Regions from separate parts of the Homo sapiens genome. Here region 1 is linked to region 2. A link is an interaction called in ENCODE POLR2A ChIA-PET data of the cell type or tissue named here. Cell type or tissue: MCF 10A. All regions are shown on one strand. Each heading gives the region's core, and the rest is flanking DNA. Links, peaks and the distances in the headings are about the cores only.

The links. Peaks named below come from ENCODE experiments on the same cell type or tissue, not always from the same donor. Only the 100,000 strongest peaks of a DNase experiment are listed, where the experiment ranks them.
Region 1: POLR2A ChIA-PET joins it to region 2 with 6 read pairs; 2 of 35 experiments call an interaction of 5 or more read pairs at or near these places.

The regions. Positions count from the first base shown.
Region 1 is chr7:111,830,935-111,838,242 of GRCh38, forward strand. DOCK4 (dedicator of cytokinesis 4) reads right to left here. Exons shown (of 53, transcript NM_001363540.2): 26 at 3,654-3,752. Among named protein-coding and RNA genes, the nearest start is that of DOCK4-AS1, 26 kb to the left of the region's middle. In MCF 10A, for the core only: no CTCF peak of the experiment used is centred there; a DNase peak (open chromatin) is centred at 4,297.
Region 2 is chr7:111,901,364-111,908,671 of GRCh38, forward strand. It overlaps DOCK4 (dedicator of cytokinesis 4), which reads right to left. Exons shown (of 53, transcript NM_001363540.2): 14 at 314-438. Among named protein-coding and RNA genes, the nearest start is that of DOCK4-AS1, 97 kb to the left of the region's middle. In MCF 10A, for the core only: no CTCF peak of the experiment used is centred there; a DNase peak (open chromatin) is centred at 2,638.

The DNA of each region.
Region 1 (7,308 bases), core at 1,219-6,218, 70 kb before region 2:
TCACGCCTCCCTCCTTAGGCTTAGGATTCTATGTAGGTCCTTTGACCTTCATACTCTACACTCTCCTTGGATGTTCACATTTACTCCCATGATGTCAGTTATTATTCACTGGCTGACAGTTTCCAGATCTACATCCCATAACCCATCTCTCTCTCTCCTGAACTTCAGGCACAATTTACTAAACATCTCCATCTGAATGTCCCTCAGGTGACCAAACTCAGGCTGAAACCGAATTTACCTTTGCTCCCAAACCTGAATACCTAACTCCTCCTGGGATCCTCATGCAGTGAATGGCACCACACCAACACCCAGCCAATTGTCAAAAGGCCTAGGAGTCACTTACAACTCCTCCCACTCCTTCACCTTTTTAATATTATCAGTCATCAAGTCCTGCCAATTCAACTTCCTAAATGTCCCTAGACTCTATCTCCACAATCGCCTCTACTTCAAGCCACAGTCATTTCTAGCTTAGGTTACTACCTAAAATCTTTTACAGGGTTCTGCCTCTCATCTTGACTTCAGTGAATCCCCTTTCTTTCTTTTCTTTCCTTTTTCTTTTTTTTTTTTAGAGACAGGGTCTCCCTCTGTTGCCCAGGTTGGAGAGGAGTGGTGCAATCACAGCTCACTGCAGCCTCCACCTCCCTGGCTGAAGCGATACTCCCATCTGACCCTCTTGAGTAGCTGGGACTATAGATGTGTGCCACCATACCCAGCTAGTTTTTACAAACTTTTTATAGCGACAGGGTCTTGCCATATTGCCCAGGCTGGTCTCTAACTCCTGGGCTCAAGTGATCCTCCTGCCTTGGCCTCCCAAAGTGCTCCCAAATTACAGGCATGAGGTACCGTGTCTGGCCAAATGCATTTTCAATAGTGCAACCAGACAGGTCTTTCTTCCCTCAAATGAGATCTTATCTCTCCCTTCTTAAAACAATCACAAGCTTCAAAATGTCCTCAAAACAAAGTCTACACTCATTCATACAGCCTTAAACTCTATATTCTATCAAATGATCAACAACTATTTCTTGAATGCCTGCTATGTGCTAGGAATGGTCTGGAATCTAAGGATACAGCAGTGAGCCAGACAAAGCTTCAGATATCAAGGAGCTTATGGCCCAGTGGGATATATACATAAACTGGGAAATACACATAAACAAATAAACAAAAATATTCCAGATTCCAATAAGTATTATAAAGGTGGGGTAGAGAGTGTGCTGTGTCAGTCGGGGCATTCAGGTGATATTTTAATAGAGAGGTCTGAATGTTCCAGCCAAATATATATCTAGCACACTCCTACTAACCTCAGTTCTCAGCTGAGACCTCCCCTGGGAAGTTTTCCTGTTGCCTTGAGTCTGGGTTGGCAGCACCTCCCACACGCTCCATAGCATCGCGTGCTTACCCTGAACATTCACCACTCAGGGTGCTCATGCCCATTATTTGCCTGATTACTCCCCTACAGGAACAGGGTATCTTGTGCCTGGTTACATCCCTAGTGCGTGGTGCACAGTGCTTGCCATGCTTGAGTTGCTCAATATCCACTTCCTGAATGGCAGATGAAGTAATTAATATTATTAAATAATTCTCCTAGTCAGAAGGCCTTGCTATTTTTTTTTTCAGACGGAGTCTCACTCTGTTGCCCAGGCTGGAGTGCAGTGGTGTGATCTCAGCTCACTGCCACCTCTGCCTCCTGGGTTCAAGCGATTCTCCCACCTCAGCCTCCCAAATAGCTGGGACTACAGGCACGAGCCACCATGCCCAGCTAATTTTTGTATTTTTAGTAGAGATGGGATTTTGCTATGTTGGCCAAGCTGGCCTTGATCTCAGGTGATCCACCCACCTCGGCCTCCCAAAGTGCTGGGATTACAGGCCTGAGCCACGGCGCCCCGCCAGCCTCAGTAATTTTAAAGAGGGTAATATAATTGTCCTTGGAAGAGGTGTATTGGCTGACTGAAATGAGAAAAGTCCACATAAAACATTTTATTCATTATTTCCATTTGTTTTATTACTGCTAACATGAATACCAAAGCATAAAACTCAACACCTGGATAATTAGTCATGTCTTTCAGTTTATGCTTCTCTGCTATTTTTTAATTCCCAGGCTCCATAAAAATATGTACGCTTTTCCTATGGGAAATTTTCAAATATGAAGTCATAGACTTCTTAAGTAAAACCTAATGATTCTTTAACTGTGTTAAGAATACAGCTTCTAACGAAAGTTAATAAATGCACAGTTCTCTTCCTTTTGACATTATGGGTTTTTGTACTCAGAGTGGGTAAGTCCTAAGGCCTTTTATCCATTTTTAATTCTAAATTCAAGATTGAATGTAAGGCCAGGCATGGTGGCTCATGCCTGTAATCTGAGTACTTTAGGAGGCTGAGATGGGAGGATTTCTTTAGGCCAGGAGTTTGAGACCAGCCTGGGCAACATAGTGAGACCCTGCCTCTACAAAAAAATTTTAAAAATTAGCTAAGTGTGGTAGCATGTGCCTGTAGTCACAGCTACTTGGGAAGCAGAGGCAGGAGGATTGTCTGAGCCTAGGAGTTTCAGGATGCAGTGAGCCATGATTGTACTACTGCACTCCAGCCTGAGTAACAGTAAAACCCTGCCTCAAAAAAAAAAAGAAAAAAGATTCAATGTAAGAATGAAAAACATGATGCCATATGCCAAATGACTGACTGCTGAGGGATTAAATCTGCCAAAAATGATTCTTTGTTTTATATGACTCAGCTTTTCAAGTTCTCTAAGGTAACAACAGGAAGATTTTTCTGAGATCATACAATATTTTCCAGTTAAAGTCAAAGATAAGTGACCCCTATGTACTATCTATATTAAAAAATCAACAATTTCTTCCCCTAAGGCACTGGGAAGGCTTCCAATCAAGCAAATGTCATAGCAGAACTGTACTTTTGGTCCTATAATTCTCCACCACCCAGCTTAAAAGCAACAATTCTAATATGATGGTTTCCATATGAAATTTGTCCAGAAAACTGAAGAGATGGAAGAGAAATAAAAGTAAATAAGGAAGATGACAGATCATATCATTCCTCCAACTAAGAATAATCAAGCATTTAGTGAAACCATGAAGGATGCATTACAGTTCTGTGAATCTCAGCAAATACTGGATTTTTATAAACCTGGCATCCTTATTTCCTATTTAATGTCAGCTTGTCAGAGTAGCACAGCATATTGATTAGACTATAGCTGATAGAGAATATCAAATACAACTCTGTATCCCTAGTCAAAAAGTTGTAGCCAGAACTTCTCATTATGGTTTTAGTGAGATGAAATGAGTGAACATATTTACATATTCTCTTTTATCTTCTATTAAGGCAATGTTTCTAGGTTCACGTAGTTAATCTATTTGTTTTTATCTCTTCAGTTCTGTTATTCTGCTTCTAGTTTATTGAACTTTGATGACAGGTACTTCACATCCTATATCCTTCTCTGAAATGAGAGTTAATAGCTTTGCTTGAGTAATAGAAATCTTTAAAAGCCAATATAGATGAGCAGATCTGTGGATGAGGCTGAGAAAAACAGCTTAGAACTTAATGGAAACAGGTAAAGCAATTGTCTAGGATTTATCTCAACAGTGATGAATAAAAACAAGATAAACCCAAAAGATATGTTAAAGAAAACATTTTAAAATGTCACTTACCCTTAGTTCTTCCTTTGTATTAAAACTATCAAGAAGCTGTTGATAATGTCTATCTGTCATTTGTCGTAATAGGGACAGGAGACAAGCAACAAACTCCCCCTAAGTTAAAAAAAAAAAAAGCATACATTTTATTTTTAGTAAGGACGTAAAAGAACATCAGTAACTTACACTGAACTGTCCTCAAAGAGAATAGGTTAAAATGAAATCACGATGATCCAAACTTGCCCTGTGAAGTCTTCTTAATATAAATTATCCAAAATGTCACAGCCAAAACTCCCTATGATGATTACCATTTATTTACTTGGTATTCACAAATTTATAATTTTAGGGAGGATTTTTTTTTTTAACTTGAGTGGAAGCTTTTCACTTGGGAACTAACTTCACACATTTAAAGAAGGTAAGGCACCGAGGGTTTATGATCATTTACTGAGCATTTAACATGTCTGTAATAATTCTAACATTTAAGCTTCATATCAACACTATGAGGTAGGGGGTATAATACCTTTTTGAAGAAGGTAAAATGTAGTTTCTGATGTGCTAAATGACTTGCCCCAAGTCACTCAGCTAGAAAGTAGCAGAGCTGGCATTATCCCCAGTCTTTCTGCCTCCAAAGCCCTTCCTGTAGCTTCATGCTCCATTTTTGAATTCAAATGACCTCCTCCAACTCATCAGAGAGTTGATCTGCTGACTCACAGGGTATAATGAATGCCATATGTTGCATAATGTTCATTTCAATCTCCTTTTAAAAAATAGTTTTATTCAGATGTCTTGGAAGATTGAAAACAATTTTTTTAATTGGCCATTCTTTTTGTGCTTGGGCTCTATGTGATTTGTAACCATAAATTCTAATTCTTAAAAATTAACAATAAAAAAGTAAACATAGCATCTATGGATTTGAAGACCTACATAAAATTGCTATCACTTGCATTTTTGAATGAACTTCTAATTTAAAATGCTTGCATTTTCAATGCAACCTTTTGTGCTCAGCAAAGAATTTATCTACTTTTAAACAGAGTAATAACATTTAAAACAAAACAAATACAATAGGAGAGGCAATCACTGGTAACTAACTGTATATTTACAGAAGTGCAATTTAATTGGGAACTGGTTTCTTAGATTTTACATGGAAAGAGACTACAGACTTTATAAGTAGAGACTAAAAGCCCTGAGAAGGGAATTTTTCAACAGAAGCAGCTGGGTGAGGAAAATTCAATGTATCCTCGCCCACTGCCATGGGAGACCCAAGGATGCTATAATACTTAAAGACCATGTCAAGGCAACCAGGTACTCAGGCTAGATCTCTGTTTGCAGATAATCATTTGCAACACACAGGTATGACAAATAATTATCTATATACATTTTTTAGGGTAAATATTCAAGAAACTAACCAGTGTGGGCCAGAAGAAACATCCTTCAAGCTCAACATATACTTTGTTAATGAACATGGGAATCCTTGATATTTAACAAAAGAAATAAAAAGTTTAAAGGCAATATTATTAATATTTTTGTATATGTGTGTAAGGTAGTAACCCAACCCAACACTAGGAAAAGAATGATCTAGAAGGATTGAGAGAACAGTGCCTTGTGCTCACACAGGACTGGGAATAATAGAGCCTTTTTTTTTTTTTAATACCAGCCAGACTGGAAAAACCTCACAATTAATAAGGCATTAGTTAGAGTACCAAAAACAGTGTTTCCTTAGTACTGGAGAAAAACTACTCCTAGAGTAATGCTGTTCTGGTCCTACCTCACAAATTTCAAAAGCAAGACCTAAAATGATCAAATAGTTTCCAATAAATTTAACCTCACTCTATAGCAAAGCTCAGATATTTTTTAGAAATTAAAAAAATCCACCTGTCAACAATGTAAAATTCACAATAACTGGCATGCAATGAAAAATCACCAGGCAGGTCAAGAAGAAGGAAAAAATGACGCAAATGAGGAGAAAAAGTAATATATCAATAGAAACAGATCCAGAAATGACATAGATAATAGAATTACCACACAAGAACATTAACATAGTTATATTACTGTATTCTAATTTTTCAGGAAGCTAGAGGAAAGACTGAATATGTTAATTTAGAGACATGGAAGACATAAAAAGAGCCCAAATTAAACTTCTAGAGATGAAGGCTACAATTTGTGAGATGAATATTAATTGAATGGGTCGAGTGGCAGATTAGACACTGCAGAAGAAAAGATTATTGAACTTGAAAGGTAGGGCAGTAGAAATTCTCCAAAATAAAGCATAGACAGAAAAAACTGAAATAAAAAGAAAAACAGAAAAAAGCATCAGTGAACTGGAGGACAACTTCAAGTAGCAGAATATCTATGTAACTGAAAGTCTCAGAGAGAAGGAAGAGACAGAAAAAATAATTGAAGAAATGAGAAAAAAACTTTTTCAAACTCTTTGAAAATTATAAACCTGTATATCAAAAAATCTCCACAAACCCCAAGCACAAGAAACAAGAAGAAAATTACACCAAGGCACATCATAATCAAATTGCTTATAGCCAGTGGTAGAGAAAATCTTAAAACACTATTCAGAAAAAAAAGGGGCACATTACATAGAGAAGAACAAAGACAAAGATGAGAAAAGATTTCTCTTGGAAAGAACACAAGCTGAAAGACAACGGAGCAACAGCTTCAGAGAACTAAAAGGAAAAAAAACCCCAAAAACTATTAACCAAGAAAAATATCTTCCAAAATATAAAATATAAAAATATCTTCCAAAAGCAAAGACAAAATAAAGACTTTTCAAACCTCCCAAAGCTTATTCACCACCTCTATTCAACATTGTACTGAAGGTTTTAGTCAGTGCAATAAGGCAAGAAAAGGCAATCAGGAATACAGGTTTGAAAGGAATTTTTAAAAAGCTGTCTTTCTTCACAGAAAGCGTAGCTGTGTATATAGAAAAAGCTATGAAATTGATAAAGAGCTACTGGAACTAATTGAGTTTATTTACATTCCAAAATATAAGATCAATGTACAAAAATAAATTTTACTTCTACACACTAAAAATGAACAATCAGAAATTGAAATTTAAAATAATATCATTAAAATATGAAATAATTACTGATCTATTTGACAAAAGATGTATAAAATCTGCACACTGAAGGCTGCAAAACACTGAGGGGTGGAGTTAAATACTTAAAAAAAATGAAGATATTACATGTTCATGGATTGGGAAATGCAATATTGTTAAGATGTCAATTTTGGCTGGGCGTGGTGGCTCATGCCTATAATCCCAGTACTTTGGGAGGCTGAGGCGGGTGAGTCACCTGAGGTCAGGAGTTTGAGACCAACCTGGCCAACATGGTGAAACCTGAGCTCTACTAAAAATACAAAATTAGCCGGGTGTAGTGGCACAAGCCTGTAATCCCAGCTACTTGGGAGGCTGAGGCAGGAGAATTGCTTGAACCCAGGAGGTGGAGGTTGCAGTGAGCCAAGATTGCACCACTGCATTCCAGCATGGGTGACATTAGCGAAACCCTACCTCAAAAAAAAAAAAAAAAAAAAAAAAAAGATGTCAATTATCCCCAAATCGATATATAGATTCAATGCAATCCCAGTAATTATCCTAGCATAGCTTTGGGGATTAGAAATTGAAAGGCTGATCTAACTTTAAAATCCATAAGGAGTGAAAAGGATCTAA
Region 2 (7,308 bases), core at 565-5,564:
TAAGTAATAGCTGCTGTAAGAAAATTATTGACACAATGAATTAAGCAAACTGTAAAAGTTGTTGTTTTTTTTTCCTGGCTTGTCTTCAGCATGAAGACTGCGTTTTTCTGCTCTCTTTTCTGAAAGGAATTTTAGTGAATTAAAAAACAAAAGAAAGAAAACTACACAGGGGTGAAGGAGAAAAATAAGATAGAAAATAACGCAAATCAGAAATTAACTGATCGTAAATCAGAAAATAACTGATCACATTAAAGATTAAGTGAAAGCAATTATACAGACTTGTTTGACCTGGAAATATCAAGTATTAACATACCTTCAGGGTTTGGCCACTACTGTCTACAATGAACATCGTAACTTCCACATTTCTGGCCACGCTCTTCCCTCCTTTCTCAAATTCTCCCCTTTCAATAGTGATATATAAATCATTCCTCATTTCACCTATAAGGAAAGGAAAATTAAAACCATGTTATATATATATGAGGAAATGTAATAAAGTGCTCTATCAAGAAAAACTTTAGTTTATACAATATACTGCTATACATACATATAAAAGTACAAATATATTTGCATTTTTATAAAAGTGTCCTCACCCTTACTGCCAACATCTGAGAAGAATAACAGCCAGCCTCTGCTAGTCTGAATTAGAAACACTGTAATTCTACATCTAGGAGGTGAATACTGGGACCAAGTAGGAAGGTATTGTCAAGTCTCACCATTTTTCAATATTTCCCTCATTTTATTTATGAGGTGTGATTATAAAATGACAGCCTAGCAGGGGTGGCTCAGAGAAACCAGTCTTATTACTTTATAGTCATAGCAATTTAGGGTAGGAGAAATACCTAAATGTAGTAAAATAATAGGACTGTAAAGGGTACAATTACAACTTAAATCTTTTCCAAAATTCATGGACAAAATGATCTCACTGCTGGAAGAATCCAGATTAGCATTTTATGAACACAGATGTAGAATAATTCCGTCATACAGACAAACTCGGCTTAATATTTCATATCATCAAGCTATAAAACAATTGAGAAAGGCCCTATATTCAAATAGACACATTCTATGTACATATATACTGTCGATTTTTTCTCTACTGGTGATTTATAAAACTTGAGTTTTTAAAAATCTCAACCCTTTCTTATTATTGCAAGATAAAAAAAGATAAATTTGATGCCAACTAGCAAACTTAGGCAAATGTGCTAACAGCATGCTTTTACTTCTTTTATAAAAATTAAACTAGCGGGAAATAATAAATGCATAGAGAAGTGAGAAATAAGTCAACAAAGCACAACTAGAAAGTTTTTAAAGGTAAATGGTGAGATGGCAAGGTCGAATTTATTTTTACTTAACACATATTTCAAACACTTGAAAAAATCAAAAGTAATACTGTTTTCTTTTTTCTTTTCTTTTTTTTTTGAGAAAAAAAAGGGAGGTCTCGCTCTGTCGCCCAGGCTGGAGTGCAGAGGTGGGATCTTGGCTCACTGCAAGCTCCGCCTCCCAGGTTCCCACCATTCTCCTGCCTCAGCCTCCCGAGTAGCTGGGACTACAGGTGCGTGCCACCACGCCTGGCTAATCTTTTGTATTTTTAGCAGAGATGGGGTTTCACCCTGTTAGCCAGGGTGGTCTCGATCTCCTGACCTTGAATACTCTGTTTTCTAATAAAAAATTTCCCCATAAGAAAGAAAATCACTAGAAAGAAAAATAACCATATAACTATGTCTACAATTGGGAGTTTTATAAAACTTCTTCGTCAAAGTGTGCACAAGGAAGTATCCTAGTTCCTCAATACCATGGACCATGGGAGAATATCAGTGTGCCAGATCATCTTCCTCCATAAAGACCAACTTTTTATGATGGCATCATTTACAAATGACCTAGGCTGACAAGGATACAGGTGGGCCATAAAACAGAAAAACTGGGTAAGTTCTAAAAAGAATTACATCTTAGTCACCCTTTACAAAGAGTCTATAAAACATACATTAGTGGAAACAATACAGAGGTCTCTGGCTTATGAATTTCTAGTACTCTTATACAGCTCATACAAACCAACTTGGGAAGGCAATGAACTTAAAGTCCAGGAGAAAAGCAACATATTTCAACACTTTAAAAATTATATTTGTGTGCTTTGAAAGTTTTCTGTTTTAACTATTTCCATTACTAATTTTTAGAGAATGGCCCAGTACATTTTATGTTTATTAGACTTTCTATTTCACTTGATTACTACATATATTTTTTACTCCCACATTTGATGTTATTTATTTAACAATTCCATTATAGAATCAACAGCAAATCAACTGACTTCAACAAACAAAAAATAGGTCTGGTACACACAATGGTCTGCACATGCTAGTTTAACAAGAGGTTTGGGAGGAAATTCTTGACAATAATGTTTCCACGAACAGATGTGGCAGGTAAAAAAAACAACACTCAAATCAAGATACTTTAGAGCAAAATATATTGGCTAAAAACAGCAGAATTCTTTTGCTTCTTGGAGTAAGTGACACATAATAAGTAGCTCTGCTACAAATAGCCTATAAAACCTACACTGACTAATGGGAAGTATAGCTACAGGGGTTGTTACCTTAGGAATTTCTTATAATGAGTAATTAGCTTGTCCAAACCACACAGGGATTAACTGTCCTGCAAAATAAAGACTAAGTGTTTCTTGGGAAGGTGCTTTCCACTGTTATCTGCTGGAAGGACGTGGCCTCTCAGACTCCAGCAAAGGCAAGAGGTGATAAGGGAGGTTTGCAAGGTAACCTGTTTCCCTCTGTCCGTAGGCTAGGCCCAAAGGAGGGAAAATGAGGGATGTACTGCCAGCATCACAAAATTCTTTTTCTATGTACCTGTATTTATTCAACGAATGTTTCTTGAGCATCTCCTGTATGCTAGATACTATTATTCCAAGCCAGGAAGATTCAGTAGTGAATACAGCAAAAATTCTTTCCCCAGAGTCTTGATTCTAGCAGGTGTAAGTCCTTAATAAATACATAAATAAGTAAAATATATAGTATGCTGAGCGATAATAGGCACTGTGGATAAAAGTGAGAAGGAGGATACAGAGTATTGAATGGGGATGGAGGGAGAGTTAAAATTTTCAACAGGGTAATAAGAGAAGGCCTCATGAGAAGATGAGCACCCTGAGTAGGCTACAGTGTTCGACAAAGGAGTAAGGTTCCAAAGGGCATTAGCTTCTCAGGCCAGTCCCCAAGGCCTGTTTAGCTCATAACACAGCTGAATTCTCCTATCTCTTCTTTACAAAAGAGATTCTGAATTCAAATACACTAAAGGCATTAGGTTCACAGGACAATCAGAATAAGGAGATACAGGTTCTAGTCTGTGCTACTGCTATGGTGTGTGACATCAGTCTATACAGGGTATTAGAAACCTCTGGGTCTCAGGTTTTTGTTATTAACATGAGAATAGGGTAAAGGTGGGTAAATGAGAGGTGGTAGGAGAGACAACACTACTTTGTTATATTATGCTGTTTCTATGCCTTACAAAAGAACCTCCGGAAATTAACACGTTCACAAAATCAAACCCCTCATACGTATGCTTTAATTTTCCATTCTTTAACTGTCACTATCCCTGTAACCCCATTATCTTTTGCAAATCTTTTAGACTAAAACCAGATTTCTTTGAAAAGAGAATACATGACAAGAAGAACACTTCTCCTGGACGACATTCTCCATGTGCCTCTCCCCAGGAATTTTACAGCTTGCTTATGTTCCAATTTTGCAAGGTGCCAAGTTTTGCCAAAATATGCAGAAGGATCAAGTTGAAACAAGTGCTAATTAAATCAATACACTTGAGGTTGACTCTGGAGAAAACTCATGAGTCCAAATGGTGTTCAGAAAGCATCTTGGGTAATTAAGAGAGAAACCATCAAGTCAGTATGAAATGGAGTCATAGCACCCGTGTGAAAAGCTATTTCCCTGACAATGTTTATTAACACCTCATACCTCTCAAGTTTATTACTCTAAAAATTTGATGTGCACCACACTTTCTTCCTCTTTAGCAGGCCTGCTGGCTAGGGAGCCTTTACACATATGAAGGCCTTTCAAAATACTACTGTAGACAAGATAAAGATAAGGTCACAAAATTGGGAACAAACTCAAGAGTTCAGTGACTGCAGTCAAATGGATCCATTAACAGCTTGACCTAGATGGGTAAGAGTTTCCGTCAGTAGTTGAAAACTGTAATCCTTGTTTCTGTCTTATGAATGTCTTGGATAAAGGATACAGCGCATGATCACCATAGCATGTAAACCACTGTACACTGTCCCAGCGGCTTTATCTATTTTTTATATATATGCATGTATGTGTGTGTGTGTGTGTGTGTGTGTGTGCACGTGTATTGCGTATACACACACACACAAGCTGGATATTTGTTAAGAGTTATGGAACCAAATAAAATTTCCTGTCCTTTAGTTTTTTTAAAAAAGAAAATGTGTAAATGACTTAGGTGAACTTAGATTACTGTTGATGATGTTGTTAATGATGATGGCAGTAGTAACAGTCCTAGTAGCAACAGCAGCAGCAGTACACTTTATTGAGTACCTACTATGTGCTGGGTACTTTGCAAAATGCTAGAAGTAGAACATCTCATTAAATTATCATATCAACTTTATAAAAAAGGCACTATCATTTCCATTTTGCAGATGAGGAAATTAAAGTGTAGGGATTAAGAATAGTGCCCTAGGTATTATCAGTGACCCCACATTACCTATGAAAACCTGTAATTCCATGCAGTAAGAATGGCCATCAAATAAGCTACTGCAATTCAGCCTTTGTCAGGAGAAGTGACTTGAGCAAGGAAGGTAGTAGTCCTGTGTTGCTTTGCATTTCTCAGACCAGTTTTGAAATACTGATTACAGTTCTAGGGACTATCTTTACAACACAGAGACAGACACAAATGGTGTCATCCAGACCATAAACAATATGAAGAAAGGACTCAGAACCCATCACAAGAAGGAAGAGGTAGACAATAGAATTAACTGAATTTTAAAATGTTGAAGTTCCAAGCAGAAAGGGAAATTGGTCCAACATAAGTCATTTTGAGAGAAAATGTGATGATGTGTTCTTGGTCAATACAAATATTCAAGTATGAGCCAGAAAACCACCACTAGGAACCATGAAGAGGAATGCATGCACTAGACACATGGGTGGGCTGGGTGGCCCCTCATGTGTGTGAAAGGCAGATTAAGATCCCCTCCCCAAAGATGCCTAGGTTCCAATCCCTGGAACCTATGAGTATGTTACCTTGCAGATGTGATTAAATTAATGATCTTGAGATAGGGAGATTTTCTTGGATTATCAGGGTGGGTCCAATATAATCACAGGGTCCTTGAAAAAGGGAGGGGGAAGGGTCAGAATTAGAGAAGGGGATATGATGAGGAACACAGAGGCCGGAATGACTTGGGTCATGAGCCAAGGAGTGCAGGCAGCTTCCACAAGCTGGAAAAGGCAAGGAAGTATATTCTCCCCTGGAAGCATCAGAAGAAATGCAGCCCTGATCACACCTTGATTTTAGTTCAGTGAGACTAGCTCATCCTCTGACCTCCAGAACTGTAACACGGTAAATGTATGTTGTTTGAAGCCACCTTGTTATAGCACCTATAGGAAACTAATACAATGTGACTTCCATATCCAAGCTTCTGTCACTTCATGAGACCTTCAAGGAGGAGGAAGGAATGGGAGCAGGACTCACAGGTAACTGGAGACTGAAACAGAGCACAGACAGGGCAAATGTACGGATAGGCTGAAAAGTTAACTAATATTATATCTCCAATTCTCACACAAGATACACTTGAGTAAAACCCATCAGGTTTTCTCTATTTTCTATCTATCATTCTCATTTTTGTTTTGCTTTGTTTTTAAAAGAGTACTATGAGATACTGAACTCTTTTGGGAGGTAGCTTTTTATGTTTTGCTTATGACAATTAAGCAAGCAAGGGCACATGATGCAACACCCACAATGGGCTCTCCAGACAGTTTTGCTCAGAGGCAAGAGCATGGATAAACTGTGGTTCCCTGTTGCCATCCCACTCTGAGACAATGCATGGAGATCTGGCAGCCCGTTGGGGGAACTCCTATACTCTTGGGGCAGTGGGGACCGTAAGCTTCATAATTTGAGAGGTACCAGTCCCTCCCTCTGTCTGATCTAGGTCTGGGATAAAACTTCAGGGTGACACATTAGAATCTCGGCTTCACTCTCTCTTCAGTCACTGTGGCATTCATTGGTTAAAGACCACCATCTCCTCGCACATCAGGGTTCAGGTCTAAGCTAAGCGGTGTGGGGGTCCAGTGACTAGAGCTGGAGGGTGGTAAGCTTTGGTTAGGTTTAGGATATATATAGATACATTATATATATCAATGTATATTTTGATACAGAGTCTTACTGTCTCCTAGGCTGGAGTGTAATGGCATGATCTCCACTCACTGCAGCCTCAACCTGCTGGGCTCAAGCAATTCTACTACCTCAGCCTCCTGAGTAGCTGGGACTGCAGGCGCACGCCACCATGCCTGGCTAATTTTTGTATTTTTTGTAAAGACAGGGTTTTGCCATTTGTCCAGGCTGGTCTTGAACAACTGAGGTCAAGCAATCCACCATCCTTGGTCTCCCAAAGTGCTGGGATTACAGGTGTGTGCCATCATGCCCAACTAGATTTAGGATATATTTTTAAGGAAAATCAAATCTTACTAGTGCACATCTACTTTCTCCAAAAGAAGGCTTACTGCTGTTTCAATTCCATCTGTTGATGTGTATTTCTCTATCAGTACATAGTAAGGAATATTTATATTGGCCGGGTGTGGTGGCTCACACCTGTAATCCCAGCACTTTGGGAGGCTGAGGCAGGCAGATCACAAGGTCAGGAGATCGAGACTATCTTGGCTAACACGGTGAAACCCCATCTCTACTAAAAATACAAAAAATTAGCTGGGCATGGTGGCGGGCGCCTGTAGTCCCAGCTACTCGGGAAGCTGAGGCAGGAGGATGGCATGAACATGGAAGGCAGAGCTTGCAGTGAGCCGAGATCGTGCCACTGCACTCCAGCCTGGGCAACAGAGTGAGACTCCGTCTCAAAAAAATAAATAAAATAATAATAATAATAATAATGAAATTGCTTACTTCTCTTTTTGTCAAAGTGACTTTTATTTATTTTTTATATTTTTGTTTGTATTTTGCTTTAAGTTCTGGGATGCATGTACAGAACATGCAGGTTTGATACATAGGTATACATGTGCCATGGTGGTTTGCTATGCCTATCAACCCGTCATCTAGGTTTTAAGCCCCGCATGCATTACG